Regions from separate parts of the Mus musculus genome. Here regions 2, 3, 4 and 5 are each linked to region 1. Evidence: chromatin loops called from intact Hi-C (ENCODE). Cell type or tissue: heart. All regions are shown on one strand. Each heading gives the region's core, and the rest is flanking DNA. Links, peaks and the distances in the headings are about the cores only. Region 1 holds the start of Chpt1 (choline phosphotransferase 1). Region 2 holds the start of Gnptab (N-acetylglucosamine-1-phosphate transferase, alpha and beta subunits). Region 3 overlaps Gm4925 (predicted gene 4925). Region 4 holds the start of Washc3 (WASH complex subunit 3). Region 5 holds the start of Utp20 (UTP20 small subunit processome component).

The links. A loop is a pair of places that touch in the nucleus more often than their neighbours do. Peaks named below come from ENCODE experiments on the same cell type or tissue, not always from the same donor. Only the 100,000 strongest peaks of a DNase experiment are listed, where the experiment ranks them.
Region 2: a loop joins it to region 1, with 3 times the contacts of the local background. A loop is called at or near these places in 11 of 42 quality-filtered maps.
Region 3: a loop joins it to region 1, with 2.7 times the contacts of the local background. A loop is called at or near these places in 9 of 42 quality-filtered maps.
Region 4: it touches region 1 in a loop (2.1-fold over the local background); 3 of 42 quality-filtered maps call a loop at or near these places.
Region 5: a loop joins it to region 1, with 4 times the contacts of the local background. A loop is called at or near these places in 3 of 42 quality-filtered maps.

What each region holds. Positions count from the first base shown.
Region 1 is chr10:88,501,073-88,507,348 of GRCm38, reverse strand. It overlaps Chpt1 (choline phosphotransferase 1), which reads left to right and starts at 3,379. Exons shown (of 8, transcript NM_144807.3): 1 at 3,379-3,764. The coding sequence starts at 3,492. In heart, for the core only: no CTCF peak of the experiment used is centred there; DNase peaks (open chromatin) are centred at 3,398 and 4,858; H3K4me3 peaks cover 2,109 bases; H3K27ac peaks cover 1,357 bases.
Region 2 is chr10:88,374,021-88,380,309 of GRCm38, reverse strand. It overlaps Gnptab (N-acetylglucosamine-1-phosphate transferase, alpha and beta subunits), which reads right to left and starts at 1,042. Exons shown (of 21, transcript NM_001004164.3): 1 at 775-1,042. The coding sequence starts at 891. Gm40733 (predicted gene, 40733) reads left to right here and starts at 1,246. Exons shown (of 5, transcript NR_168608.1): 1 at 1,246-1,295. In heart, for the core only: CTCF peaks have their summits at 1,215 (motif pointing left) and 3,358 (motif pointing left); DNase peaks (open chromatin) are centred at 1,169 and 3,369; H3K4me3 peaks cover 1,429 bases; H3K27ac peaks cover 1,252 bases.
Region 3 is chr10:88,723,620-88,729,908 of GRCm38, reverse strand. Gm4925 (predicted gene 4925) reads left to right here. Exons shown (of 1, transcript NM_001037166.2): 1 at 1-368. Among named protein-coding and RNA genes, the nearest start is that of Gm4925, 4.3 kb to the left of the region's middle. In heart, for the core only: CTCF peaks have their summits at 2,567 and 4,362 (motif pointing right); no DNase peak of the experiment used is centred there; H3K27me3 peaks cover 716 bases.
Region 4 is chr10:88,198,083-88,204,371 of GRCm38, reverse strand. Washc3 (WASH complex subunit 3) reads right to left here and starts at 3,275. Exons shown (of 7, transcript NM_026070.3): 1 at 3,080-3,275; 2 at 2,462-2,560. The coding sequence starts at 3,130. In heart, for the core only: no CTCF peak of the experiment used is centred there; a DNase peak (open chromatin) is centred at 3,221; H3K4me3 peaks cover 1,486 bases; H3K27ac peaks cover 1,584 bases.
Region 5 is chr10:88,823,065-88,829,353 of GRCm38, reverse strand. It overlaps Utp20 (UTP20 small subunit processome component), which reads left to right and starts at 2,540. Exons shown (of 62, transcript NM_175158.3): 1 at 2,540-2,748; 2 at 3,856-3,936. The coding sequence starts at 2,704. In heart, for the core only: no CTCF peak of the experiment used is centred there; a DNase peak (open chromatin) is centred at 2,523; H3K4me3 peaks cover 1,903 bases; H3K27ac peaks cover 1,440 bases.

The sequences.
Region 1 (6,276 bases), core at 1,277-6,276:
AACTGTACCTACCACGGTTGCATGAAACTATGTAGCATTTTTGGGAACTTTGGCTTAAACATGAAAGTTGAGGGAAAGCTGAAATGTGAGTACAAGTTATGCAAAAGAAGGGAGAGCAAGGCCCACTGCCCTGTGAGACGAGCAGCCATGGGCTCCAGAGCTCACCCTCTTCACTGCATTTTGGTGCTTCTTATCCAGAAAAATAAGTCTTTCTGTCATCCTAAAAGTCAATTATAATGGTACAAATCTACACAATACATAGAAGCTGGGCTATTCAATATTGGCAAAAATTAATCCCCACCTGAGGCTTTGACGTGTAGAGTATCCCTCACTGAAAATAATTGGGACAAGAAGTGTTTTGGGGTTTGGTACTTTGCAGACTTCCAATTACCAGTGTATGGATAAAACGAGACATCTGGACCCTAGGAACCAAGCCTGAACAGAAAATCACTAATGTCTCATATATGCCCGACAAACAGTCTGAGGGCATGCTCATCCAGTTCTCCTCTTTCTGACTAGCATGTCTTATGACGTCACCTGTGGAATATCCCACCTGCACCCTTGCAGCATCAGGCCACTGTACGTTTTGGATGTGGGCACATTTCAGATTTCTAAAGTAGTAATGCTTAATTTGCACTTCATGTAGTGCATTAGGTTGCATTCTGCAGTAATTGGGATTAAAGGCTCCAGGACAAGACTACAAAGCTCATAACCTAGCTCAATATTGTCCTGGTTCCACGTGTAACTGTGGACAAAAATTTGAGCCTAGTTATGTTGAGCCTGTAAAATGGAGGGAGCCATTAACATTAATAGACTTTTCCTGTTGTGTGCTATAATAATGACTAGCATTGGAAGATATGCTCATTGACTATGGAAGAAGAGAGGACAGAAATATCAGATTGTAAGAGCCAGAGAGCAGGGAGGACTGGATAAAAGAGTCATGGGAAGGACATGACAACTCTGACTCATGAACTCACAGCAGCCGTGGTTGCCTCCATAAGACGAGCCCAAAATCAAGCCAGCTACCATTCTAGAATGGAGGAAGAAAGGGTTCCCTGTTCCCCATCTCTGAGGAGCTAGGGACAGCTGAAGGCTTCAAGGAGAGGGAGAACCCACTTTGCTTTCTTTAAGGAGTCAGCTGACCAGGAGTCACCGGATCGAGTACTCGCCATGCTTCCTTCCACATGCAGGACAAATTCAATTCATAAACTGGACTTGATGGGTTACAAAAACCAATAATAATAAAGAGGATATGAAGACAGGGAGGTTAGGAGATAGGGGTGGGAGGAATTAGGGAGAGGAACAGGGATTAATATGATCAAAGTATATTGTATGAGATTTTCAAGGAATTAATAAAATAGTATCTTTTTTAAATGGTGTATAAAAATATCAGAACACATGCATGGCTCTCTAACATCCACTCCCTCACTTTTCAACAGTAGTAGAAATTAGTCGACCAGCCATTGGCCAGATAAGGGCTTCATTTAGCTCTCCTTGCAAATAGGTGTCACACTCACATGACAGGGTTCTGTCAGAAATGAGGAATGAAACTTTGGATCACAGCCTCAAAGCCAGGAAGTTCAGCCCCCCTGCCTCCCCCTCCTCCTAGTTGTTTGGGAATTGTGGTCACCTGTTTTGGGTCAGGACAAGAACAATACCCTGAAGGCAGCAGACAAGGAAATGGAAGAAACCAGTGTCTCTCACACACTGAGGGTTTGCAGCAGCTCTCAATGATCTACCCAGACACGATGCTTGGGCAAAACGAACTTCTGTCTCATTCAAGCCTTGTACTTGACCTAGAAGTAGCCTAAAGCAATCGTCGATACCTTCTGAGCATGCTGTATGCCCCTTTACAACAGCATGGCATTGGAAGAGGTCAAGTGTAATTGCTTGTAATCAGAGCTACTTAGGAGGCAGAGGCAATTAGTTCAAGGACAGTCTAGGCTGCGTAGCAGGATTCTGTCTCAAAATCAAAGCAAACAAAGGACTGAAGATAAAGCTTAGCAGGGCCCAGCAAGGTGCTTAGTTCAAAGTCCAGGAGCAAGATAAAGTACTAGGAATCTATAATGTAAGTGTTACCAATCCCCTGCCCCCCCCCCCCCCCCCCGCCTCTGACTGGAAAGTGCTGGGATAAAGGCCTGCAGTACCATCACCCAGCTATTTTATTTTATTTTATTTTATTTTATTTTATTTTATTTTATTTTATTTTTGGTAAGAGGCCAGGTAATGAATATTCAAGACTTTGTAAGTCATCTTGTGCTATACAACTCCTCACCTCTGTGGGAAGAAACACAGCTATAGTCACAGAACTGAGATTTAAATTATATCAATTCTAACATCATAAACTTTATTCTTTGTTTTTTTTCCCAGTAATTAAAAAATGTAAGACGCATACTTCTGTAGTGTGCTGTGAGAATGAGATGGAAGGCCTGTCTTTTGAGCCAAAAGTTGCTAACCGTTCCTCAAAATAGGTGAGGAAGAGTGTATCCCATGACCTCTGTTGCTTAATCCAAGAAAGCAGAAAGTAGTTTCCAGCTTGTCTGATGTGTTAGAAAGGTGCATACAGATCAGACCCACTACGTCTAGATCAAGTGGGCAGCCTATGTCTGGTTAGGCAATAGAACATGCTTATGACAGCCCCCAGTCCAAATGGGTGCATTGTGAAGTAAGGAGCTGGTGACCTTCCATTATGTGGCAATCGGCCTTCTCCACTGAAGAAACTGTGAAACTGGCTAAGAATTTTCTCTGCTCCAAGGAAGGAGTGTCAAGTGGTCTGAAAAAACAGGCATTTGAGTTTCAAACATTCAGTTTCCCTTTGACGACAATATTTCTAAGATCTGGGGGTTTTGTTTGTTTGTTTTAAAACCTTGCCGTCTGATCCCGCAGTGAGGGGTAACTAAGTTAATATGCGGAGGGGCCTTTGTATATTCCCATGGTGCTTGAGTACTTTCTGATCAGTACATACATGGTGACCACTCCAGGTTTCAGTAGGCGACATTTTCTTGACTAATAAGAGGCCGGGGCATAGACACACAAGTCAGAGTTGTTCCTACCACTCAGTAGAAAAAAACCAGCTCAACCAGGATCCAGGCTAGCCAAGCGTCGTCACGGAAACCTGAGCAAAGGCTGGAGAGGAGGGCGAACCCTTGAGCCCCAATAGAAAAGTCACAGCGGCAGGGCCAGAGCTGCCCTCGACCTGAGTCTGAAAGCGCAGGCTGCTTGACCCCTCCCGGGGCGTCCAGAGCCAAGCTCACTGAGGCCCCGCCCCGGTCCCGCCCCCAGCCTCGCCACCGCCCGCGAGCTCGCTGAGGCCCCACCCCCCCGTGGCCCGGCCTTGCCCCGCCCCCGAGGCCCGGCCCCGCCCCCGCGGCCCGCTGCTAAGTGAGTCCCACCGGCGGAGCTGGCCCGGGCGCTGTGCCCTCGCTCGGCTCTCTCCGCCCCCCGCGCGGGCCGCGGGCTGCGCCGGGTCGCGGCGGGCCCCGCAGGCAGCCATGGCGGCGGGCGCCGGGGCCAGGCCGGCGCCGCGCTGGGTAAAGGCGCTAGGTGAGCCGCTCAGTGCCGCGCAGCTGCGGCGGCTGGAGGAGCACCGCTACACCGCGGTGGGAGAGTCGCTGTTCGAGCCGCCGCTGCAGCTTTACTGGACCTGGCTGCTCCAATGGATCCCGCTCTGGATGGCCCCCAACACCATCACCCTCATCGGCCTCGCCATCAACCTGGTCACCACACTAGTGCTCATCTTCTACTGCCCTACAGTCACGGAGGAGGTAGGGCTGGCCGCCCGATGGTACTGTTCCCTGGAGCCCCCCTTGGGCCTCCTTCGGAGACGGCTCCACTATAGGCGTCAGTGGAGCGGGGAGACCCTGCGTAGCGGAGCATCCTCTAGGTCTCCCTCTAGGAGGGAGGTGCGGACGCGACCAGATTGCTGTCCCCTGGCAGTATTCATTTTCAGCCTCCCCGGGGCTCCTAGAGACTGTCGCACCACTACCCCAATCCTGTGACCATTCTGAGCTTCTCTGGGGGGCAGGGGCGCTGTCAAGGTCACTTACTGCCCCAGCCCTGTCTGCCAATCTCATCCCTGGGGCCATGGGACCACCAGCCCATATTTCGCACACTGGAGATTAAATACCTACATCTCCATGCTAGCAGGACTTGTGGATGGGTTAGGTAAGGCCAAGTGCCCTTTAGCACTTTATAATTCTGTTTCTCAAAGGTGGTGCCTAGCGATCCTGAAATTACTGGTAGCACTGATCGAAGATAAGTTATTTCTGGATAAGATAAGAAACTTCCTCGTTGCTTCCTTGGCTTTTTCATGAAAAACAAACAGGATGTAGGTGACAGTCTTTACAATTATCTAGACTTTGAGATTATAAATACCAACATATTTTATTAGTTGTAATTATATCCAACCTAAGTCTAAAGTAAGAATATTAACATGGGCTTTAGACAGTGGTGGTCAGAAGTGGTTCATTGGGCTGAGTATAGAGAGCATAAAAACAAGGGAGAGTGTCTTGAAACACTATATAGGATAACATTGCAGATTCCATGGCATTACTTTCTTTACGCTCCCTCTGTAATTACGTGTAAATATAGATCGTGCACAAACTCGAGAGTCGAGGTTGGATACCAGGAATACAATAGAAATAGCTCATGTTCTGCATCCATGCAAACACTTCTTTTTAAGGGCTTAGTGGAGCCTGCCCTTTAAAACATCTTGCCTGCCAACAACTGTGTTTGTCACGTGTACCTCCACTGTCACTTGTTTTCATGTGATTTAAAACACTAAGCTGTTTGGGGTTTCACTGGTTCCCGAACCCCCTGAAGCTCACTGTATCAGGATGGAAGCATGGCAGGCCTGCAAGTGAAGGATTTGACTCCCCATCATCCGCCACCATGGCAGACCTAACCGATCTGTTTTGAAAATAGAAATAATGCCTGCCAGGCCAATTTTACAGGGCAGCTGTGAGGACTGAAGGATACATGCAGATAATTGTAGGGCCCTGCCCTTTACTCAACAAAGTAAAACTCTCTCAACCTATTAAAAATACACAGTTGGTAAACAGTGTTGTGACGCAAGCATAGTAAAATTTAGCTTTGATTTGGGCTTAGATTTGGCTAACAGTCTGGGTGTTTCTGGCATTAGCCAATTAAGCTGTCAGCATGGATGTCATTCACCATTCATTTGTGGACGGAGCACTTAGGAGAACGAACGGATAAACAAGGCCTAAGGCCCTAGGGTGGAAGGGGACTTGTGGATGAGATAAATTTGTGATTATCTTATAGGATTAGACTCATTTTTCAAAGAGGATGTGATAGGCCCTGAGAGATCACTTAAGCCAGAGCGGCCCAGGTAAAAGGGCTAAGGGGTAGATGGAAGATAACTATGCGAGTTTGTAAAGTGCATGTCACTGGATCCTGTATTTGCCTCTAAGTAGCCTGAGTAAGAAGAGGAACAACATTGTAGGATCCACATAAGATGTAGCTACGAACGTGTTCTAAGACTAGTTTCTGGCTATTTTGCTTTAATAAGTGACATGGGTCGATAAAATTCAGATCCAAGTTGATCCAACTGTGAAGGATACATTCTTTTTGTTGGATTTGTGGCATGTCTGAAAACACTGGCGTTTGATATGATGCAAGTATGTATGTGAAGGGCGTTCACATTTGTTGTGGGTTTTACCCTTATCAACCTGAGGAGGTCGGTGAGTTTTCCCTTCCTTGGGTGGCCTTCCTGCAGTCTTGGAATTCCTTCTCGCCAGCCTGAAGTAACAGCTGCATATTTTCATAAGAGGAGACTGAAGTCCTCCGAGGTGAAGTGACTTTGACCTAGCTTGGAAGTTTTTGATTCTTGGACGTGAGGACTCAAGAGTGCCTTTTCACACACTGTATATACGCAGGCTGCCCTGGAGACTGAACCCCAGGGCCGTTGACGTGATAGCCAAGCAAGTTCTGCCTCGGAGCTTAGATTAGTTCCCCCAGTTTTTAAATTTTATTTTTCATTTTGAGTAGGGCACACGTAGTTGATGAGGCTGACCTGGAACTCAGTAACGCTCATTTCTAGAACGTGATTGAGAGCGAAGGGAAGTGGATCCGAGAGGCTGCGGTTTATATTAAGTGGATATTATATTAAGTGTCTATAACGGTGCTCCAAAGCTCTTCGAAGAGCATCCTCTCTGTTTAGGGATCTTCCCTGTACTCCAGGTGAACAGTGTGCTCTGGCAGGGACCTTTCCTCTCATACTTTCCTCCTTCACGCATCCAGTTACCTACTTGTCCTTCA
Region 2 (6,289 bases), core at 559-5,558, 130 kb after region 1:
TAGCCCATGACGCAAGGGTGGGTCTGTGCTGGCTCTCAAGAGGTCCGGGGCTGGAGTCCAAGATCCGCAGGCAGTCCTAGTCACCTGACAAGGGCCCTACTCTGAGATAAGCACTTGGTGCTTCCCATCAGCGTGTGCATTCTCACTAGTAAGGCCTCCAACCCGCTGGCATGCAGCTGTACAAAACAGCAGAGCCATTATGAAAAAGGAAAAAAGTTAATTTAAAAAAATCTCCCTTTCACTCTGCAAAATTCACATGCAAAACGGCGCAAAATTCACATGCAAAACGGCGCAAAATTCACATGCAAAGCCGCGCATGCCTCTAAGACAAAGTCTGCGATCCAGAAGAAACAGAAGATAAGGTGTTTTGTCAACGGTGAAGGACTAGTAGGGTGGCACCGCAGGACTGGATCCTACGGAGAGCCAGGGAATGAAGGATCACTACAGAAAAATACAAACCCTAGGAGAGAGTTTCACCAGCGCAAGGCCTTAGAGCCAAAATCAAATGGCCAGAGGACTCTTGGGGACACCCTGCAGAAGGAAGGGGATCCATGCGCACGCTGAAGCACGCGAGGCCCGGACGTCCAGTCCAGCTGCTGCAGGCGAGCCGGGGAGAGGATGCACGCTCAGCGCCTGGGACTAGTGGGCCGTGTGCTGGTCCCCAGGCTGCAGGGAAGATGGGGAGGCAGAAGGGAGATTCGGGGTGCCGGCACCGCGGGGCTCAATCGGGGAATGCTGCGCACGCGGCTCCGGGGCTCGGGCTCCGCTACTCACCTCTCCGAACTGGAAAGCCGAGACGATGGTGACAACGACGCCCACGAAGCAGACGTAGAGCCCATACCTGTGGGATAGGCAGGTATAGGTCTGTCTCTGCAGGAGCTTAAGCAGCATCACCCCGGCCCCGCCACCCCACGCCAGGAGGAGCCCGCGCCGCGCCACCGCCTCAGCGAGCCGCCATTCAGGGGCCCCCGGACGCGCCGCCGCGCTTAGCTCACAGCCCCCGGCTGCCGCACATTGTCGCTCCGGCGACCGACGGCCCGCTGGGCTCCACGCCGCGGCCGCCGCTTCCGGGAGCCCGGAGCCCACGCCCTCGGCGCGGCGGAGGCGGACCCAGGGCCCGCAAGGCGCCCGGCGCCACCCGGGGTTGGCCTCGGAGAGGCGGCGGCGAGTCGCCAGCGCCACCTAGAGGGCGGAGGGGCAAGGGCAGGCGCGCGCCCTCCCATCTGCGCGTGCGCCGTGGGCCCTGCCCTTTGGGCCCTCTGCCTTCTGCACGGTGGGACCCACCCAACCAACAGGTAAGCGACCCGGGCTGTCCCCTGCAGTGTGCCAATGGGCAATCCTGATGAACCAAAAAAACACAGCTCCTGCCTCAAGTTTATCTTCGAAAGAAAATTTGAAAGATCGTGGCTAGGGAATGCATATTCGGCTTGTCCCAAATGACATAATCTACTCTAGACGTTCGTACACGAGGTTTAATTGGTTTTGGAAAAACAAAAGTCACTAATCGGGCATTTATCAAAAAAAATTTTTTGAGGTCACAGGTAGGCTGATTGTGGCAAAGCAGGGAAAACTAACGGATTTAGTTACTATCTGAAGCCTTAGCTTTTGATAGGTAATCAATCTGCTTATAAGTTTGTGTATGCAGGGGAACTCGCACGCGTGCGCGTGTGTGTGAGTGCGTGTGCGTGTGCGTGTGTGTGTGTGTGTGTGTGTGTGTGTGTGTGTGTGAGTGTATGGTGAGGGTCACTTGTTTCTGTCCTTCCATGCTGCGGGTTCAAGGAACTGAAGTCAGGCTTGGCATCACCTTAACCTGCTGAGCCATTTCAGAAACCCTTTCAAATACAACTGGGTAGTATAGCTATTGAATTGGCATTGTTAATTATAAAAAATTTTAAAAAGGAACTGGAGTGTTATAGAGAACTAACTAAGTTTTCGGGTCAAATTCACTTGGAGAATTGTTTGGGCCTACCTGGGTCTTTTTGTGTGGGGGTGGGGTGGGAGTGGGGAATTACCCTCATTACACGGCATACTCTCAAATGCAGTGTCTACCACAGTGCATACCTGTTGAGCACTTGGGACGTTGAGGCAAGAAGGTTATGAGTTCAAAGCCAACCTGGTCTTGGTAGTGAGACCTTGTCAATAAACAAAAGAAAATTAAAATGAAACCCCTCACTTTCCTACTTTGTTTCATTCGTCTAGTCCTCAACTTATCCTCTTTCTTCTGAAGCTTTCGTTGGTTTTGTTGGTTGGTTTGGGAATTATTAGGTTTTGTTTTGCTTGGTGGGGGGAGGGTGGGAAGGGGAGGGGACAGGAGTGGGGGAAGCTGGGACAGAACGGTGTGGAGGATTTTGAAACAGTGTCTCAAGAAGCCCCGGCTGGGTTCTAACTCCCAATGTAGCCAGGCAAGCCTTGAACTCTTCCCTCCCTCCCTTCCACCTGGGATTACAGGGCGGCACTACCCACCTCTTTTATCAGGCGTTCCAGTTGAATGCTTTGTGCCCTTTATCTTTGTAATCTCCATTAGTCTTATTCTTGGTTTGTCCTGATGTTCTTGACTGTGTTTCTCAAACTTGATACTTAGTTTATTCCCTCCTCCCCCCAGTATGTTTTCTAGTGCCAAGTTGACAGAACCCTGGGCCTGCTGCCTTTTTTCTTTTTTGGTTTTTTGAGACAGGATTTCTCTGTATAGCCCTGGAACTCACTCTGTAGACCAGGCTAGCCTCGAACTCAGAAATTCGCCTGCCTCTGCCTCCCAAGTGCTGGGATTAAAGGCATGTACCATCACGCCCGGCTGCTGCCTTGTTTCTTATAAACCTCAAAAGTTCAGATTTCCCACTAAGCACCGATTTTTATTGCCTCCCATTGAGATGCTTCTCACTGAGAGTGGAGGGAGGTGTTGAAGCTTCAGGTGTCAGGTTGGGGGCACCCTGTGTCTGTGTCTCCAACGGGAAGGATGGGGAAAGAGGTCAGCAAACCACGCCAAGATGGCAAGGACGTACTAAGACTGTTTTCTGGGGCTGGAGAGATGGCTCAGTGGTTAAGAGCACTGACCTCTCTACCAGAGGTTCTGAATTCAATTCCCAACAACCACATGGAAATTCACAACCATCTTTAATGGGATCTGATACACTCTTCTGGTGTGTGTCTGAAGACAGCTATAGTGTACTCATATAAATAAAATAAATAAATCAGAGAGAGAGAGAGAGAGAGAGAGAGAGAGAGAGATCTCCACGTAGATCACTGCGTCCATTTTCACATATTTGCACATGCGGCTGGAGAAATATGAAGCAAAAGCCACGCACTAGATTCCCAAGGAAGCAACAGCCTGTTCCTGCAATATGCCTCTACTGCCCCCTACTGGCCAATCTTAATATCACACCCACGGCAAAAGCGATGACTCTTAACACAGGGCTGGTTTTCAGAGGTACAAATTTGGAGCTGAACGTCATCAACCGACTCCTGGCACAACACTGAAGGCCGTTCTGTTCTATTCACTCAGAACTTGCTTCAACCAACAGTACCGCGTTTTCCCTCTACTCTCATGCCGTAATCAACACAAAAGCCTCGTGAGCTCAAAATAAGCATAGTAGCAGACCCCAAGCGTTCAGTGCCGAACACTGGGCCCTCTATTTAGATGCCAATCAAGGCCCCAGGTTTCTCAGCGCTAATGGACACAATACACACTGGAGTTCCTACAGTCCCTGCAACCCCTATCTCATCAGGCGCTTGAGTAACTTTCTTACATTGTTGCCTTGTTATAGCGAGTGTTACAAAGGCTACAAATTAGCCAAGTGTGCCTGATAGAGTTTGTCTACTAGACGTAGGCAATAGTCACCTGGGAAGAGACCATCAATTGAGAAAATGCTTCCATCGGATTGGCTTGTGTGCAAGGCGCTTTCTTGATAATAATGGGTGTGGGAGGGCCCCGAACGCTCTGGGCAGGATCATTCAGAGCAGATGGACCCATTCTGTAAAAGAAAGCAAGCAGGACAAGCCAGGCAACAAGCTGAACAAGCCAGGCAGCAAGGCAATAATTTGAGTTCCTCCAGGTTCCTAGCTTGAGTTCCGGCTGTGGCTACCATGGCTGACTGACTATAATCTGTAAGGTGAATAAGCCCATCCCCCACCCCCTACAATGCTTATCGTAGTGTTCATCATAACAACAGAGATGTAAGCTAAGGTACTGGGCAGGGTGGATTATGCCTGCACAGTCTCAGCGCTCAGGAGGCAGAGGCAGAGAGTCACAGATTTGAGGCTACCCTAGCTGGGTATCGAGACCTGGCATCTCAGAGAACGGTCTGTGGAAGAGAGTGTTTGCCAATCATGTGCAGGCTCTGAGTTTGATTCCCCCACCATCAGAAAGAAAAGAAGAATAAAAATGAAGAGTCGGAAAGGGGAAGGGATCTGTAGGTCTCGTGCCCTCTTAGGGTGCACCAACTCTTAGGAACCAGAATATGTCCCACTACCCAGAAACTCTCTGACTGATCCCTTTGGGATTTTGTAGAGACTTCATCACTCGGACATGATTCCTTCTAGACTGGGTGGGGAACCAATTTGTTCAGACGCCCCTTCCTCTCTAGGTAGCCTCTCTTCCTTCGGATAATGGGCAGTGCCACAGTGGATGAGGACAGTCTGTGATCTAGTGTTAGAAAGCATAGGTGAGAGAATTTATTTTTCATTTGTTGATTTATTGATTGGTTGGGGGAAAAAAAAAAAAAAAACAACTGTAGCCCAGGCTAGCACTTGTAGTCCAGGTTAGTTCCGAACTTATGTATAGCGATCCTTTTGCGTCAGCTTCTGGAACTTCGAAATCACACGTAAGTGATTCCACCCTTTCAGAGACATTTTCTTTAGGTCGGTGGTATTAATTGAACAAAATGCCCCTACAAGAACAATTCAAAGGAGGGAAAGTTTCTTTGCCCTCGGGATTTCAGAGACATTTCAGTCTGCCACGGTGCTCAGGAACGTGAGGCAGCAGCTTTCCCATGGTACCCAACCAGGAAGCAGAAAGCACACTGGAACCTTAGGGGGTGTGTGGTGGGGGAGCGAGGAGGGAGCACAACCTTCGAAGGCCCACCCCTAGTGGCCTACTTAGGCAGGCAGGCCTTAATTCCTATCACTCTTCAGCATTCGAAGCAGGCACCAGTTGGAAACAAGAGTTTTCCATACAAAAGCCAGCAGAGGGCATTTCGGATTCCTATGACTTTTGGATACCCACTTCCGCTATGCCCGCAGAGCTAGCCACTCTAACGTATTCACTCTTTAGTCCGGCACTCCAGAATTCTGGGTGAAGATTGCCAGTGTCCACTAATCTGCCCCAGCTCATCTCCCCCTTCTCCTTCCTCGGGATGTCATGGCTGTGTTTGCTCCACAGTGATCTGGCTACTTCAAAGGGCACCTCCATTTCCTAAGCGCCCAGCTCTTGTCTTCACGTAAATAGCCCTCAGATACTTCAGACTATATATTCTAAAACGAAACTCCCAACCCTGCCACATTTGTCTTCTCTAGCCTTATCAATGATTAAAATTCCCGAGCCTTTGAGGCAAGAAACGAGCTCTGGCACCTCAATTATTTTTCTTATCCCTCTCAAAAAAGTTGACACCAAATCCTTTTCCTCCACCTACAATCTAGAATCTTAACTTATATGTTTAGTGGTTCTTTTCTGTTTTTAAACAGGGTCTCATACAGTCCAGGCTGGCCGTGGACTAGCAGTGTAGCTAAAAGCTGATGCTGAATCCTGATTTTTCCTGCCTTTGTTCTCCAAGTGCTGGGACTCAGGCATCCTCCACATCAGGCTATTCACCTTTAACCCCCAATGCTATCTCCAGTGAGATAGTGCTGTCTCTGTCCTTTGTGAGTTGTTGTAGTTACCACCACAAAAATCAACGAATCAAATGATACCACCCTATGACCTAACTCTCCTTACTGTTTTTCTTGGTAATTATCCAACCTTCTTCTCTCTCAGCCTTGTGTGTTCCTTCCAGCCACCAAGCTTCTCCTAAACAAATAGGACTTGGAGTCATGTAGGACCTAGTAACTTCTCCTAGACAAATAAGGTTAATCTGAGCACCGAGGAATTGGGTGTTCCCTTTGTGTATCCTCAGTCACAAATTAAAAGAAATCCTCAATCAATGTGGGGTTTTTGTTGTTGTTGTTGTTTGAGACAAGCTTTCTCTGTGTAGCCCTGGCTGTCCTGGAACTCACTCTGTAGACCAGGCTGGCCTCCAACTCAGAAATCCACCTGCCTCTGCCTCCCAAGTGCTGGGATTAAAGGCGAGCGCCACCACGC
Region 3 (6,289 bases), core at 655-5,654, 220 kb before region 1:
ATGTTGCACAGTGTGAGATAGATATATAGGTATATATAGATATATATACACACACACATACATACATATGCATGAGAGAGAAATGATTACCGTGAAAATAGGCAAACCCTCATATTCCCTTTTCCTGTAGGTTGAGTACACTGAAGATCTATTTGGCAATTATCAAATAGGCAGTGTATTGTTATTAAATATGGTCATCATGCTGTGACTATACATCTAAGGGACTTGTTCATCCTGTTGGAAAAGAATCTGTACCATCTTACTGATGTATCTGCATCCCTGCTCCATCCCCTGACAGTCACCATTGCGCTCTCGGCTTCGGAGTTGTCTCCATAGACTCTACTTATGAATTAAACCTTCCAACGCCCTCGTAGGTGGAAATGTGTGATTTTTGTACTAAGCTTATTTCATTTAGCAGGATGACTTCTACATTCATTTTATACGTGAGATTATTTCCTTTTTAAGGCTGGCTAGTTATTGTTAAGCATGTGCATTTGTACATTCGCATCATATTTTCCACATTAATAAGCTTATTCAGGTTGATTTTATACCTTCTTATGTAGATTTATTTTTTATAGTTCTTGAGTGTCTGTGTGCCCATGGCATGCATGTAAGTATGTACACATGAGGACCGATGCTCTCAGAAGCCAGCAACATCTGGAGCTGTCCAGAGCTGGAGTTATAGACAATTGTGAACCCCGTGTTTGTGGGTGCTGCAATCTAAGTCAGGGTCTTCTGCAAGAATAGTCATTATTAGCTGATGGGCCACCTCTTTAGCCCCCACTGATGCTTTGTATCGACAGTCATGATTCATACTGCGTTAAACATAGGTGCACATTGCATTCTGACATGCTGATTTCATTATCTTAAGATGAATACCACAAAGTAGATGCTACAGTGTTTATTTTGCTTTTTAAGGAACCTCCATTTGGTTTTCCATAATGGCTATAATAGCTTACATTCATACCAAGAGTCTCTGTTTTGTTTTTTACTTAAATTTACTACACAGATGTTGAATTATTTCAGCACTTTCATCTTCACCCAAAGCCCTGAATTCACGGAAACATTCCTTGCAAGGAAAAGTCATTTGAGAAAGTGAATTTCTACCTAAACACCTGTAAGGTCTGGAGAATGATCTCTCTCTAGACTGAGCCAATATTGAGTTTATTAAGTATGCAATAAGCAAAAGTAAGACATTAAATAGCCGATAGGAGACAGAAGCAACAAATAATAAAAACAACATCAATTAGGGTGTTCATAACATCCGGCAGACAACTGGGGTAGCCCAACTGACAGAGCAGACAGAAGGTAGTATCAAATCCAGAACCTTTAAATACCCAGCAGATGTCATCAAGAATCCTCACCGAGGAAACAAACTAGAGTTCCTGATCAGTGTATCCTGAGGTTGAGGCTTCAGTGTAAAAGAAATAACAGCAGACAGAATCGTTGAGTCAGACTTAGTCATCCGGCAGAAACCAACTGGGGAAAGAACCCAGAAAGCAATGCAAGATTGAAGAATCCAGGAGCGCAGCATTTGTTCACTGATGAGCCTCCCGCGGCTAAATTCTGGCTGTCTCCACTCTGGGCATTTTTCTGTCGTGGGGCAAATACCAGAAATGCCTGTGGGGGTGCTTCACCTTCCAGCTGTTCTCGAGGGCACAAGGATGATTTTCCTCTGTGTTCCTTTCTGCTTTTCTCTCCAGGTCACAGAGCCAGGGACCAACCTGACTCAGCACAGGGGAGTTGTAGGACACTTGAGCCTGAAATAGGGCAGCCAGCCCTGTCTTCAGCTTCTCAGTTTAAGGAGCACATGATGAGATACCAGTTAATGACAACGCCTGAGCCTTTTTAAGGTTCGTTGTAAAGACTGCCTTGTCTTTGTATGCTTTACACATAAAGCATGCTTACAACTTCGCTGACCGTCTCATTCCCTCTCCCAGCTCTCTAACACAAGTTGCTACATTGATAGGTCTTTGGTACTTAAAACTTAGGCTCTTAGAGATTTACCTTGGAGTACAACTGCATAAAATACCTGAGAAAAATGGATTATCTTTAAAAGAGGACCAAAAGGAAAAATATGCCACATTTGTAAAGGCCAGGCAGCAAACATCTTTTTTTTTTTTAAGATTTATTATATACACAGTGTTCTGCATATATAGCTGTAGGTCAGAAGAGGGCTCTAGATCTCATTATAAATCTTTGAGAGACACCGTGTGTTTGCTGGGAATTGAACTCAGGACCTCGGGAAAAGCAGTCGGTGCTCTCAACCTCTGAGCCATCTCTTCCAGCCCCAGCACACACCTTTAATCCCAGCATTTGAGAGGCAAAAGCAGATGGATCTCTGACTTCGAGGCCAGCCAGGTCTACCTGGTGAGTTCCATGATAAGCCAGGGCTACATAGAGAGACACTGTCTCAGAAAGAGAGTGGGTGTGGAGTGGGGAACGGAAAAGAAAGAGAAAAATACACCACTATAAGACTCCTGTGAAAATAAGTCCCTGTAGGCAGATTTTGAAACTCTTATTTCTCAAAGCTTCCACAATAAGGAGTAATCTCTGCAGTTCCTCCCAGCACCAGCAGGTGACTGCCAAGTGTAACTCCAGTTCCAGGTTATATTAGGGTTTTCTAGAGACTCAGTCCACAGGCTGGATATCTCAGCTGATATTCAGGAGATGCTGGAATCCCAAAGAAGCAGGCTCCAAGTCAGTGAAAGAATGGATATGCTGGCAAGGTGAAGGTAAGCAGGCAAAGGGCAAAACCTCCCTTCTTCCATGCCCTTTTGTAGGCTTTCAGCAGAAGGTGTGGCCCAGACTATATTAGATTTAAGGTGATTAGATTAGATTAGATTAGATTAGATTAATTAGATTAAAGGTGTGTCTTCCCGCCTCAACATCCAAATAAAAACAAAACAAAAACAAAAACAGCCGGTCGTTGTGGCACATGCCTTTAATCCCAGCACTTGGGAGGCAGAGGCAGGTGGATTTCTGAGTTCGAGGCCAGCCTGGTCTACAAAGTGAGTTCCAGGACAGCCAGGGCTACACAGAGAAACCCTGTCTCGAAAAACCAAACCAAACAAACAAACAAAACTCTGTCTTCCTATCTCAAAGATCCAGACTAGAAGTGAATTTACCCAAGCACAAATAATCTCAAGTCTGCCCTCCATTTCTGGATTATAGTTATTTCCAGATTCAGTCAAGGTGACAATCAAGAATAGCCATCACAGCCAGCCAGTGGTGGTGTACACCTTTAATCTCAGTATTTGGGAGGCAGAGGCAGGTGGATTTCTTAGTTCAAGGCCAGCCTAGTCTACAGAGTGAGTTCCAGGACAGCCAGGGCTATACAAGAAACCCTGTCTCAAAAACAAAAGCAACAACAACAACAACAACAAATAGCCATCACGCTGCGGATTCCATTGTTCTGATCTCCATGGGCTCCTATGTGTATCAAGCATACACACATACAGTCAGGCAAACACCTATGCATAAAATTAAATATATTTTAAAGTGTAATCGTTGAGGAAATAGAACTATAAAGTCATGCTAACGATGCTTGTATTGGGAGCTTTGCATTCTAATTCTTGAGACAACCACATTTATTGACTTGTTTGATGTGTTCACTCAAATGTCATCCTTAAAGTTGCAACATACCCCACTTCCCATTGCTCTAACTTTTAGGACAAATTCTTAACAAAAACAAAATAAATCTCATTCACTATGTGCTTGTCTTATGCTTATTTTCTTACATTCACTAAAATGTAAGATACATGAATTTTTATTACAGAAGAGCAGTAAGACATTTGTTTTTGTTGTTATTGTCTGTTTGGGTGTTTGAGACAGAATCTCAACTATGTAGCCCTAGCTATCCTAGCACTCACTATGTAGCTGGTCTCGTGTGTGGACCACAATGCCCAGCTATATGTTAAATTATAAAATAAGACTTGTGGACTAATGCAATGATCATTACTTTAATTCTTTTTTTGTTGTTGTTTTGTTTTGTTTTGTTTTCGATACAGGGTTCTCTGTATAGTCGTCGCTGTCCTGGAACTCACTCTATAGACCAGGCTGGCCTCGAACTCAGAAATCCACCTGCCTCTGCCTCCCGAGTGCTGGGATTAAAGGTGTGCGCCACCACGCCCGGCTATTACTTTAATTCTTAAATGTTCTATAATATTAGTGAGTTTGTTACAACAGTCATAAATGAATCACTGTCTTTTTTTGTTTGTTTGTTTTGTTTTGTTTCGAGACAGGGTTTCTCTGTATAGTCCTGGCTGTCCTAGAACTCACTTTGTAGACCTGGCTGATGAATCACTGTCTTAATGTCATACTGGAGATCAAACTATCAAAGAGTGTCCCTAGTCAAGAGCAGCCACTAGGTGGAGGTGGTGCTTTAAGCTAATTGCTGTTAGACACCAGTCACTTGGTCAGTTTAGTAGAAGCAAGGAATAACTTTCTATTTTACCTGTTTTCTGGGAGAGTCTTGCCATCCAGGCTGCCACTGAACTTGTGATCCTCCCGCATCAACTTTCTAATTGCTAGGTTTAGAGATCTGTGCAGGCACAGTGGCTCCAACTTCAGAGTAACCTGTTTAACCAGAATCCCACTCTGTATCCCAGGCTGACCTCTAACGCAGAGCTTCTCCTACCTCAGCTGTCCCAAATGCTTGGATTACAAACACAAGCCACCAAACCCAGCCAATTTCATCTTTGTCCGATGCTATAATCCAATAATAACTCACTAAGATTTAAAATTAGATGTATTTTCACCAATACCCCCCCCCATTTAAACTCACATTTCATTTTGAGGTAAAGGAAGAAGGCAGCAATTACAGCGTTATGAGATTCTGTGGCCCCTCGGCTAGAAAGCAATTAAGTTTCTCTTCTTCCACTAAGGATCTTGAAGTTGACCATGGCTGCCAGGGGCGGAGGTCTCCTGGGGCAGTAGCAGGATCTGTCCATGGTGGTCTCATGTTCCTGAGCCTGGCCTGACCCAGGAACCAGCAAATTTTCAGTGAAGACCATTGGTAATGGGACATACTGCAGCCTCCCAGAGGGAACAGGATGCCACAGGTCAGGAAATTTTCACAGGAAGAGGCAGGAACGCTAGAGCTTACTGGTACACAGGAGGTAGGGGTCAACAGCATCCTCACAGAGTGCAATGGGATCATTGTCTTCACAGCCTTACTCCTGGTTCCCGTGTAGCCTCTCCAAAGGGTAGGACAGGGTTAGCTCTTAAGTCCAACACAGATCCACCGGTTCATCAGCACGGGGATTGGCGTCTTTTCCAGCTCGTTTTCACATCGCTCTGAGAGAGAGGTTGGGAAACAGCATCTAGCTGTATTGGAAATTTTTTGTTTGTGTGTGTGTGTGTTTGTTTTTCGGGACAGAGTTTCTCTGTGTTCCCATGGTGGTCCTGGAATTAACCCGTAGACGAGATTAGCCTCGGCGCCTGGCTCTGCCTCCCTAGTGCTGGGATTAAAGGTGTGTGCCATGGCGCCCGCCATATTGTGACTTTTCTTTCCTTCGAAGCCGACTTCCTGTCAAACAGTCTTTGACTCTTTAGTCTAAAGAAAGGACCTGGAGGCGGTCCTGGATTCCTTTCTCTTAATACCTGGGAATGTTTCAACCTTCCAATTTGCTGTGCAGCTCCTGAAGCCCCAGTCCTGAGCTGCTGAGAGCCTGTGTCAACTCTTCTATCACACGCGGCAACGCCCGGGCTGAGGAGGGAACACCCAGGGATTCTGGCTGTCTCTGCACCGATATTACTCTTGAAAGCTTTGCAACTTTCCAAAGGTTTGAAGTTCAGTCCACACCTCAATTCAGCCCTCCTTGGTTTTTGTTGTTGTCGTTTGTTGTCTTTTTCACTTTTGGGAGGTTTTCTTCCCAGACAAGAACTCTGTTAGCCTGAGATAACCTTGAGCATGCTGAAATATTTCTGCTCCAGTTTCCCTATTGCTGGGATTACAGCTTGTAACAGCATACAACTGCTTTCTGAGGCCTTAACCAAAGAACTCACCAGCACACCACGAACTTTCTCTTATTTTGCTACATGGAGAAACTTGATATAAAGGAAGTCTCATTTTCTGATCCTTCCGGTCCTTGGCCAGCTGTTTGCATATAGACACAACCATTCTCTCCCATTATCCCTTCCTGTACTCAGTGCCCAGAAGCCAAATGATACTTTCAATATGCCACCTAGAATCTCTGAGCCCACTCTGGAAATTCATTAGCTATGTGACATAAATTTCCTGTTGCTACAAGGTGATTTTTTTTGTGTGACCCTTACATAGTTTTCT
Region 4 (6,289 bases), core at 566-5,565, 300 kb after region 1:
ACAGAATAGGGTACCCGAAATAAAGCCAACCATTTATGATCCATTGATTTTCACAGACATGCCAAGAACACACAATTGGAAAAAAAAAAAAAAGACAGTTTTTCCAATAAGTGGTGTGGGATATACATAAGCCAAAGAATACAAATCAGAGGCTATTACACACCATGCACAAAAATCAACTCAATATGGACAGAACAGTCGCACGTAAGGCCTGAAACTATAAAACCAAAATCAAACTCAAAAAACAGAGCAAAGAACAGAGTAAAAGATCAGCGGGGGGATGGGAGAGGTGAGGGGCCTGGAATGGTATTGCTCAAAGGCACGGAATCTCAGGAGAGAAAGTTCACTGGGTTCACTGTACACTATAGTGACTGCCGCTAACAACAAAGGACACTCTCAATCAAGAATGATGAGACCACAGTGGGGCAATGGTGGCTCACGCCTTTAATCCCAGCACTCGGGAGGCAGAGGCAGGCGGATTTCTGAGTTCGAGGCCAGCCTGGTCTACAAAGTGAGTTAGTTCTAGGACAGCCAGGGCTATACAGAGAAACCCTGTCTTGAAAAACCAAGTAAAAAACAAACAAAAACACCACAATTTTCATTCTTTCCACACATAGCAAAGTAAGTGAGGCAGCCCGCATGAGCTTAGATATTCTATAGTGGGCACAAGAACCAAAACAGCACGTTTTACATCTGAAAGACTTTGTAATTTTTACTTGTCAAAATGAATACAAAAAAGAGCGAAAGGGAGTAGGCTAACTTTGTATGATCTGAGCTTTTTATCCAACACCACTTTTCTCTGGAGTTCAGGGAAACACTAGGAGAAACGGACCAATTGTGGGGAACGTCAGGAGTGTGAGAGCTGAGGGGAAAGTGTGGTTCTGAAGGCTCTGCTGCATTAGTGCTCAGTGAGGTGACACCTGCCATCTTTGATCCTGGTCGTCAATAAGCAGACAGCGGAAACTGAGGGGACTACAAAGACAAGGGGTTATCCTCACCCCAAAGCAGCTTACAGCAAATGGCTTTTCTACTCATTTGCTAGTTTTATTTACCTCAAAAAGGGCAAGCGCACAACCATAGAAAATGAATATCTGCTTTCTTCTGCTAGAAGCTCAGTCTTTATATACTCTAACCTAGCATAAAAAGGGTAAAAGAATTCATATAAGAATGGAAAGGTAAAAAACCCCTTTACTCAGTGGGTTCCTTATCCTATTTAGAGAAGCAACTGTGTGAGAGAAATACCGACAGGGCAGACGGCTCTGCAGCTGAGAGCACTTGGGCAAAGGACCCAGGACTGAGTGCCTGCACCCACAGCGAGGCTCATAAGTGTCCATAAGTACAGTTCTAGGTAGCCTTCAGCATTCTTCCGACCTCCATAGGCATCAGACATACATGCAATCAAAACACTCACACACATATCATAAAATAAGTACATCTTAAATGTTCTCATAAACCAAAAAGAGAAGAGAAGAAGTGAGGCCTAGGAGCAAGCACCAGTCTTGGGGCTGTTCAAACACAAGGCACGCAGAACTGGGCTCCTTACTGCATCAGCACATGTTTTACTTTCATTTGTCTCAGTGGAAAAGCTGAAGGAAATCTGATAAAGAAAGAAAGACCACGGCCGGGCTGGGGGTGTCGGGGCAGAGTGCATGTGCGGAGCATGTTCAAGGCCTTAATCACAACCCATCATAAACAGATCAAACTGTACTCAAACCAGAAGCTTCCTGTCTCTGGGCAATTCCGATGAACAGCCACACATTCAGCAATCACCGTTTTCTCAACGATAAGCCTCACATATGACAATATAAGAAAACAGGATATTAAATCGATCCGGCTGTGACTTGTCTATAGGTTTCTAATTTGTTATTTCCTTTCTTAAATTCAGTTTCAATATATATTCCCCATTTTCCTCTAAAATAAACAAAAAACAAAACTTTTTGCAAGCTCAGGAGAGGTTCCTGGACCTGGCACCTAATTCTTATCTATGTACTTAATTATCACTTCATGATGTATCCAGTTATTTGCAGAAAAGTATTTTTTGAAACATGTATCTCTAGGCTGCCTCCATGAATCCTTTTTGGCACAAAGGATGGAAAGCAATTCGATATAAACTCGAACATACATTTAAAATGTAATCTCTAGAATAGGAAGATGAAACAAAACCTTTCAAATAAAAAAAAAATTCCACTGTGAAATTCTGGAATTCCCTTTGTTATAATTACAACAAACTTGGCTGAGCTATCTCATGGAAGCTTCTAGAATACTAATTCAGTTGAGACAGCGCACAGGACTTATGGGGACAGAATCAGAGATGCTAAGGCCTTAAGACATTTGAATTTCATGGCAAAGTGAACACACGAAGGCTGTAATTCTTGTTTGACTTCATTTGACTACATTTGTCACCACGAAAGACGGAAGGCGACTTCTCGGCCGCTCCATGAAGTAGTAGCCCGGGACCTACCTCCTCACAAACTGCGGAAAACCGGTTGAGAAACTGCACAGTGTGCACCACAAACTGGTTTAGAAAGGCCACGGTTCTTTTCTGTTGAATAGCTGGCACCTGTGTCATGTAAAAAAGCAAACACGATTCTTACAGGAGAAACACACTCTCTGCAATCCTTTGGATATCTGGATTTCATAGAGGGGGATGGATGGTCTTTGCCCTGGGACATGTGGTTCACGAAGGGCTAAGAAGAGTCGCTGATTTGTTTTTCTGAATCTTGTGTGAGTCAAACACACACACACACACACACACACACACACACACACACACACACACACGAGCAGCTAGAGAGTCGAATAAGAGGTGAAGTGTCAGAGGTGGTACTATCTCCAGACTGTCAACCTCGGGCGTAGAGACACGTGATGTGGGGAGCAAAGGCTGCGTGGCACACCAATTCTTTTCTTAGCCCAGGAGGGACCCCTTTCAAAGTGGACTGCAGGGCTCCCCCCATTGCCCAGAGTAGGAAAACAGGGGCCCGGATTGGGCCTGGAGAGGTGGCGTCTCCCTGGGAACCAGGGCCCCTTGGCCAAGCCTCCTTCCCTGTTTGTCGGACGCTCAAGTCGGTCTTTTACAAACCTTGGTCAGGTCTATGCCTGACCCCATGAGAGGAAGCCCATCCTCATCCATCTCCTCAGCGGATGGGGACCCCGGGGCTCAGGCACAAGCTCCTCCCAGCCCAGTAGAGAGCCCAGACTCCTTTCCCAAGTTCCTGCCTTCGGGGCCTTTCCGGAAGAAAGCGCGAGTGTTCACCATTCAATGGGTGGCTTCAGAGAGGCCGCCCCGCCCCCTCGCTCTCGCTCAGCATTCTGGGATTGGTAGTTCATGATTCCGATTGTAAAATTGGGCCGGGGAAAAGCTGCTGATGAGCAGGTTTCACAGTTGCTGTTTTAGCTGTAAAATCTGAAAAAATCTGAAAAAGAAAAGGGGGTGGGTGGGTGGGAGTGGTGGAGTGAGGGAAAGAGACGGAGAGAGAAATAGAGAAAGAGAAACAGAAAGAGACAGATTCAGACAGACAGAAACAGGGAGACAGACGCAGGGTTGGGATGAGGTCAGACTGGGAAAGTTAGAAGCTGAGCTGTATCCGTTTTGAGATTTTAATTGCTTAGTCCTGTTACAAAACAAACAAACAAAAAAAAGATCCATAATTCACTGAAGAGCACTTCTCTTTTTGTGTAATCCTACTAAGTGCCAGATACTCTGTTAGCCCTTGTGAAGTCTAGAGAAGTCTGTCAGAACTTGTCTTCAGCCCTGGCAAGCCTCATGCACTGGAGATCCGTTTCTAAGGGTGTTTGTTTGTTTGTTTTGACATAACATAATTTCAAGCAACAACTGAGACACACAGCTGTGAAAGTGACTGCACTTACGTCATGTAAACGATCTTACACCTACAGTATGAAGATTTTGGTTCAGAGTTTGGCTGCACATTTTACCAGCGATGTGAGTTAGGGCAGGTCACCTAAGCAAAAGTAAACCTTTTTATTGTACCAAAACAAGTACTGAAGAAGTGACAGGATCTCCTCTGCTACACTAGTCAAAGGGAGGACATGCAGAATTTTGATGTGCAAAAGTTAGATGGACGTGCAAACAAACTCCTGTGAAAGTTGTGGCATTGCAAATTAGCATGTACAAACACTTGTAGATCCACGAGTACATGCACACCACATGCAAAGTGTGCGGTTCTGTGGATAATAGGAGCTTCTAAGTTGTACAAGAAGAGGAAGCCGACTTTAGTATCTACTTAACATTAAGAGCAGTTAAGATGACAATCTGGAATAAACCTTTGTCCAAACAAAGGTACAGAGACATGAGGGCATATGGCGTTTAAGGCAAAGGAAAGATTGTTTGGTGGTGTAAGTAGAAATGCCCAGAAGTGGAGAATAATGAAACAAGGCAGAAGTAGACACAAAAGCTGACGAAGGGCCTTTTATGGCAGAAGAAGAGTCATGTTTTTCTGAATGGGATTCGTGAGCTTCTGTTTGGGAGTGCTTCTTAAAACGCCCACTCCAGGGCCGGGCGTGGTGGCGCACGCCTTTAATCCCAGCACTTGGGAGGCAGAGACAGGTGGATTTCTGAGTTCGAGGCCAGGCTGGTCTACAAAGTGAATTCCAGGACAGCCAGGGCTATACAGAGAAACCCTGTCTCAAAAAACAAAAAAACAAAAAAAAAACAAAAACAAAAAAACAAACAAACAAACAAACAAACAAAAAATGCCCACTCCAGAGGTTAGCCTTAGACAAGCCAAATCAGGATCTCTTTTGGATAAACGTGAATACTTGCATTCTAAAATGCCACTCCCTGGAAAGCTGTGTGGCTAGCATAGCCACCTTCTTCATTGATTGTTTCTAGGCCTTCATTGTGTTACCTGCAGCAATGCTTTTACTGTCAGGGTCTATGGGACTTCACTGACCAAAAGCTCTAAAAGAGGTAATCCATTCCTAGTTCTAGGCTTTTTGTTAGCCTGCAGTATCTAGCAGGGGCATTGTTGCCATGAAATAGGGCAGTTCCATTAAAATTATATATGCACATTGTATTACTCAGGGTTCTCTAGAGCCACAGTCTCTACATACCACCACTCCTGAATCTGGGACTTGCTTTGTCCCAGGCTGACCTTGAACTCAGAGATCTTCTTGCCTTAGTCTCCTAGGATTCATAGCCACTCTGCCTCAAGATCTCCATGCCAAGATCCAAGTCAGAAATTTGTATCTCCCAGCCTCAAGATCTGGGTCACAGGTGAGCCTTCCGATTCCAGATGGTAGTTCATTCCAGATATAGTCAAGTTGGCAACCAGGAATAGCCATTATAATCCACCCCTTGTCACTTGACATAAATAATATCTCATGTCCCCATGAAACAATAACAAGATCACGAATATGCATAACATAATATAACTATTCCTTGTAAAATTGCAAACGCATTTGTAAATTTACAATGGGGAAATGTCCCTTGGGAACGTTATTTTAGTATCTCAACGTAAATATCAATTGATATTAAATAAATTGGAAGAAAGCACAAATAACTACACAAATATGTTCTTAACAGAATAAAACAGAAGAATTCATATTACTTTATAATCCTTGTTTCTGCAACTGGTTATGTGGCCTTAGATGGTATTTATAACTACCTTTCTTTACTACCCATTCTGTATTTCCTTTACCCTCGGCAAGGACCTCAGCAGGTCTTGGCTCTTTTCTTGGAGGAGTGACCCATACCTTCATTTCTGATGGGTCTGTGTCCTTTGTCATCCAGCTTGGATTAGGCTGTTTTTGTTTGCCATTGACTTTAGTCACAGGACATGGTAGAACTAAGAGAAAACCTATGGGATCTCCTGCACTCCAGACATAATCCCTCTTACCTCCATTGTGGAGAGGTGATCCAATTTCTCCAAGGTAATCTGGATCTATCACCCCTCCTAACACTGTTATTCCTTTCTTAGCCTGTTGGGCATTAGAAGCCCAAAATGACCAGTGGAAAGTCCCAGCTCCCAGTTCAATGTAATGTTTGCTGTGGCTCCTGGTACAAAGCACTCCCCACTCCGAAACAAAAATTTTTAGGCCAGCAGAACACAGAGTTGTGGGGACAGGAAGCAAAAATTTTCCTAGAGGGTCACTAGGAGTGATAGTGAGTGGAACTATTCCCTTTTCCACCCCTTGATTCCTGAACCCATGGATCCTGACTATGGGGGAAACTGTACCAAATATCAGACGCTGATTCAAAGCATATACTGCCTTCTGAAGAATTCTGCCTCAGCCCTCATAGTTGCTGCTGCTACATAATTGGCGCTGTAAC
Region 5 (6,289 bases), core at 588-5,587, 320 kb before region 1:
ACAAACAAGAAGACACACACACAAACATACACACATAGAAAGACACACACATAGTACATGTATAAATATATACACAGGCACACACACACACCAATACACATACAGGCGCGCGCGCGCACACACACACACACACACACACACACACACACGGATCTAAGCCATGTATGGAACCCTGGAGACAGGATAACCCTGTTGTCATTGTAACTTCATGAATTGAGAATAAACAAACAGGGGTGGGCATCCAAAAAGAAAACAGAAAATAGAGATTGTCTAACCCAATACAGGCAAACTAGGTGAAAACCACACAGGTGTATTGTATTATTCCATATTCTTAATGAACTCAAGCTAAACAGTAAAATGATGACTGCTCAGCCTTGTTTCTTCCACACAGATAAGTAGTTTAAGGACAAAGATTTAATTATATCTCCCAATCACATTAAGTGGATAATAAGACCAAGAGGCTATAGACATCACAGGAAGGGCTTGCAACAATCTAAGGAGTAAATGGATCTCTGGATTTGATCTCAAAGACTCTTGAGCTGTGCCCACAATGGCCTGAATCACAAAACTTTTTCCCAAATCCTCTGGTAGCATAGTGCATAGACTAAGAGTACAAATCCTGACATTGCCTGCAACTGTTGGGTACTCTGACTTCCTTATGGGGTTAGCTAGTCTCTGCCAAGTTACCCAGTCTGTCTCTTAGCTTCCTCATTGGTAAATGAAGATAATAGAACTACCTGGTAGGAAGAGTAAATGAGTCATCATATGGGAAACACTTGCAACAGTGCTTGGGGCAGCATGAGAGCTATACAGTGCCAACCATTTATCACTTGGGAAGATGAGTATTGTGCCAGGGCCTTTGAAGCCTGAGTAAGAAGCTCTGGCATTGGCAAGCAAAAGCACATGACCTTGGCAAAATTGCTTAATTTCTCTGGGACTATTTCATTTCTTTCTGTATGATAGGAAGGCAATTATATCTTTCTGCTTACCTCACAGGGCTGTCATAAACACCAGAGAGGTAATGGATGCGGGATTATTTCAGACATTCAAAGTCTATTATGAATAAGGAACCTTACTAGTGTTATTTCCGTTTGGATTGTTTGACTTGTATATAATTGGGGCAGTTTTACACCTTACTCTTTAACACAGAGAATCATGAGGAAGGGAGCTGGGTGGTGATTGGTGGTGCACACTTCTGATCCCAGCACTGAGTAGCAGAGACAGGGGGCTCTTTGAGTTTGAAACCCACTTGGGCTACAGTGAAAGGATGGCCAAGGCTATACAAAAAAACTTTGTCTCAAAACAAAACAAAACAAAACTCATGGGGACAGAAAATATAAAATGATGATGGATTGGCCAACCAAACCCAGTTCAAAAGTCATGGGAACTGTTTCATGATTTGAAGAAATACCCAGAACTCCCATGGATTAAAATGGATTACAATGGGAAAGGTAATAAATGGAGGCAAAGATATCTTGATTCACTGTATTCTACCCATGATGGGCTCTGACTACTCACAAGCCAGGCTAGGATGAAATCTTATCTCAAGGACTTTGCACTTGGACCTTCCTCCATCAATTTTTGTGCAAATAACTCCATGGCTCATCGACTGTACACACACACTCTCTCTATATATATGATTAAGAGCTGTAGGATCTAGCTTAGTGGTAGAGCTGCTTCCTGGCATTCGTGAAGAGCCAGATTTTATTTTCTAGTACTAAACTAAAACCTGGACCTCGGAGTCTGCGTGTGAATGAAGATCGTCACTTACAAGATGCCCAACTTTGGTTTCCTTGCATGCCAAGGGGGCTTAAAAAAAACAAACAAACATACACTTCACGTTTTGAGTTTATAACCAGCATTACTGTATTATGGGTGGAAACAGCTTTTGATGGTGCACGGTATGTATCGAGCAGCAGTTAATGCTAGGTTGTGACGGTTATGCTTTCTTTCTATAATAAAACCCTTTTATCCTTTTTATTAAAAATTTTCATACAATATATTTTGATCGTGTTTTTCCCTTTCCCAACTCCTCTCAGATTCTCCCAACCCATTCAACTGTACATTCTTCTCTCTTAAAAAAGAAAGAAAGAAAGAAAGAAAGAAAGAAAGAAAGAAAGAAAGAAAGGAAGGAAGGAAGGACGCTGGGCAGTGGTGGCATAAGCCTTTAATCCCAGCACTTGGGAGGTAGAGGTAGGCGGATTTCTGAGTTCGAGGCCGGCCTGGTCTACACAGTGAGTTCCAGGACAGCCAGGATTAGAGAAACCCTGTCTTGAAAAAACAAAACACCAAACCAAACCAAACCCCACCATCACCACCAATCTACAAAAACGAAAATCAAGACCAACAGGCAAATGACAAATATGACAAACAATGTCCAAAACAAAACAAAACGTCCACAAAAATACCACTGAGTTTGTTTTGTGTTGGCCAACTTCTCATGTAGCAAAAACTGTACATCCGCAAACTGCACGACTGACAATCAGGAAGAGCACGCATGCTCGGCCCGCCTCTTCCGCCCACATGACCCACACATCCTGGCTTTCCAACATGGCGGCGCCCAGCGGCACTAACTACACGTGAGGAAAAGCAGGCACCGGAGCATTGGAGAGTACCGCGTGGGAGTAACTTTCTCCTCCGCAGTGCCCGCGGATCCCTTCCTGTCGTCCTGAGACCCTCGCGGGCCGCTGTCCCGCCGCAGCCATGAAGCCAAAGCCACTTTCGCACAAGACCGAGAACACATACCGGGTGAGCGCGGGAGTTTGGGCCCGGAGCCGCGGTTCGCCCTGCCTCTGCCTGACCAGCTGATCGCCTTAACCCCAGGGCCTGCAAGTCCGGGCAGAGCCGGAATCGCTTGCCCGGGGCTCTGGCGAAAATGGGAGACTATGCCAGTATAAAAAAAAAAAAAAAACATTAGTTCGCAGGGGAGTGAGGAAACTTGAATTCCAGAGTCCGCCTTTTAGCGGTGAGATCTGGCCTGTCTGGGCAACTCCCTTCACTCCAGGCTCAAATTGATTGGCCCAGGGGATCGTCTGCAACCGAGTCCCCCTTCTAACTTTAAAGACTGAACAGAGGAGGGTAGAGCGAGCTGGCAAGTGGCGAATGACTTCTGCTGGCTACTGTTGTACTTTATAATGCCTTTCCAAGCCCTTTTGTAACTGAGTCTGTCTGTTTTTAAAAAATATACCTGTTCCCACAACTTAGCGAGATCCCTGTGCTTTCGGTGTGGTGTGAAAGCGTTCGTCCAGGTTCCAGTCTGTGTGGAAATTGTATTTGATAAAACATAATGTAGGAGGTAGATCGGTTGGTGGAGTGTTTGAATAACATTCAGGGAGCCCTAGGTTGGATCCCCATTAAAAACAACAACAGTTACAACAAAAACAGGTGTGATGGCTAAATGCCTGTTACCCCAGACCTGGGGATGTAGAAGCAAGAGGGTCTGAACTTAAATTTTAAGGTCATCGTTGGCTACATAGCCTGTTCCAAGGGTACTTAAGTTAAAAGAAAAAAGAAATACAGATGAAGTAAGTTATGCAAAAAGTACAAGTATTTATTATCTTCAAGTAGTAACTGCTTTTGTTTAGAGTTCTTACATTTACCTTTTGTGTTTCATAAGTAATAGCTGCTCTTATTTTAAAAAGTTACATATTTTATGACCAATAGAAACCACGGGTCTGAAATGATACGCTAAGGGTACTGTTGTTTGTGGTGATGGTCCAGAGGTTGCTCACTGAAGCTCTAAAACGTTCTGTGTTCAGAATTTGATGTGATTATGGTGTAGTTTTACTCCAGCAGATATCAAAACCTGATAAGCATTGAATGCTAATATGTCTTAAATATGCTTTTTCTCTGCAGTTTCTTACATTTGCAGAGAGACTGGGGAATGTGAACATTGATATTATTCACCGTATCGACAGAACTGCAAGCTATGACGAGGTAAGAGGGAGTTTTAAATTTCTCTCACCAATGTAAGTAAGCTGTTTTTCAAGCCATTTGTAATGTACATGCAGTGATTTAGACCTGTGTTGTCTAATTAAAAAACCACACACAGCAAATATGTTCATTCACTTTAAACCTAAATCCCTCAATAGCTATATGCAGCTAGCTGGAATCATTCGAGAGGAGTACCATACCAGATGGTGCATGTTCATCCTGGCCTTGTTCAGTCGGATGATGCCGTGTTGAACTTGACTTGGCTTGACTTGATTCTCAATTGGGTTTTGTTACTGGAAACTCTTCTTTTCTCATGTCCATTGCGAGTGGGTCTACAGACCTGTACTTTTTGGCAGCTCCGATTTTAAAGTGATTTTAGTGAAATCACTTTCCTGGTGTTTAGTTCCTTCCTCTCGAAGATACTAAACTGCACTTTTTTCTGGTTCTAACCACATACCTGCCATCTTCTGTGAAGAAGGGTTTTCCTTTTTGCTGCACCAAGCCCTTAGTGCTTCTGCTAGCCTTTCTTAAAAGCCTTAACCCTAACCTCAGTCTTGTTAGCGTTGACACCTTTAACTTGGGGTTTCAACCTCAGCTCTTCATCTGTTACTGAGCAGATTCTGTACCGAGTCTTTGCCAGCATTGTCTTCTACCACGTTAGCATGTTGAATGATAACATCTAGACCAGCATAAAAGGCTTTGAGAACTCAGTGAAAGGAGCCTTCTGAGAGTGTCAGAAAGGATGTCAGAAGATGATTTTTAAGATGGGACCTGAATTGAGTTTTGCTGTAGGTTTTAGCATGGCAAGAGGACAAGAGTGGCTTTTCCAGGCCAAGGGAAAAGTCTGCACAAAATAGCCGAAGCTCGGGAATGTGTGTCCCATTTAAAGCACTACAAAACTGTTCAGTCTTATAGATGTGTCTAGGGTGCACACGAGTGGGGTGCCTGGAACAGCAGAGGAGGGTAGCTGGAGACATAGGAAAGATCTTCAATAGTTTTATGTGCTGAGACATTTGGATTTTATCCTAAAGCCATAGGATTCTGTTCCTGAACTGTAAGCAGGGGAGTAAGTGACATGATCAAGCTTAAGATTTTTAGCCTGTCTGTCTTTAACGTGAAGGAAAGAGCAGGATGTAAACTAGCAGAGAAGATCTGATGTCTGTATGAGAAATGATTAGGATAGTGGTAACCAAATCAGAAGGGACGTTTCGGGGACATTACATTCAAGAGCGGGAACTGACCTACTGAATATGTGGAGAGGAACAGAAGGTAGGTTAAGGTTTTTGGTTACAATAGCCGGATGGTTGAAGAGACCACTCAACAATCTGGGAAGGGATTCCGGGTGAGGATGAAGAAGGAAGATTACAAATTCTGGGCCAGCCAGGACTACAGAGCAAGACTCTGCCATTCACGTGTGCATATACACTCTCTAGAGATAGGATAGGCACTGAGTGCTAATAAGAGAGAGCATGCAGCTCTTCCGAGGAAGATAATTGGTTGCACTTGGAACTTGCTCAGTGTGATGTGTAGTACCTGTGACCCATGCAAATTACAGTGTCCATGGGATATTTGAGAGAAAGGGACAGTTCCAGAAAGCACAGTTAATCTTAACTACTACTAGGCCACCAAGGGAAACACAGAAACACATTTGACTAGCAGAGTGTGGTGGTCACACATTTAATCCCATATTCAGCACCTAGAAAGCAGATCTCTGTGAGTAGGAGGCCAGCCATGCTACATGGTGAGACCCTGTCTCTAAACCTTAGTGAATCTAGAGCACAGGTGAATGCGGAGGCGCAGTTACAGACTTGAGTTCAGCAGGTGGTCTTAGCGTAAGCTACAGGACAGGTCAAAAGCACCAAGCAATAAAATGTTAAAGATGAGAGTGCACAATTTAAAAAAAAAAAAAAAACATACGGGAGTGGGTACTGGCATCTTTTCGTAAGAAATTTCCTTACATAAATTCTTAGGCTGAATCATCCAAAATGGCTTCAGTTACACATCTTACAGTGGGGGCTGTTGGTCTCCATTCTTGTTGTTTTAGTTAGAATTCTATTGCTATGATCAAGACTACAACTAAAAACAAGGGGAGGAACTCTCGGGGCAGGAACCTGGAGACTAGAACTGAAGCCGAGGCCATGGAGGAGTTCTGTGTACTGGCTTGCTCTCCACGGCTTGCTCTGTTTACTTTTGTATGCCACCTAGAACCTTCCAGGGGTGGCATGGTCCCCAGTGGACTGAGCCCTCTCACATGTACATATTTCATGTATGTGGATACACTGTCACTGTCTGCAAACACACCAAAAGGTGGCATCGGATGCCCATTACAAATGGTTCTGAGCCACCATGTGGTTGC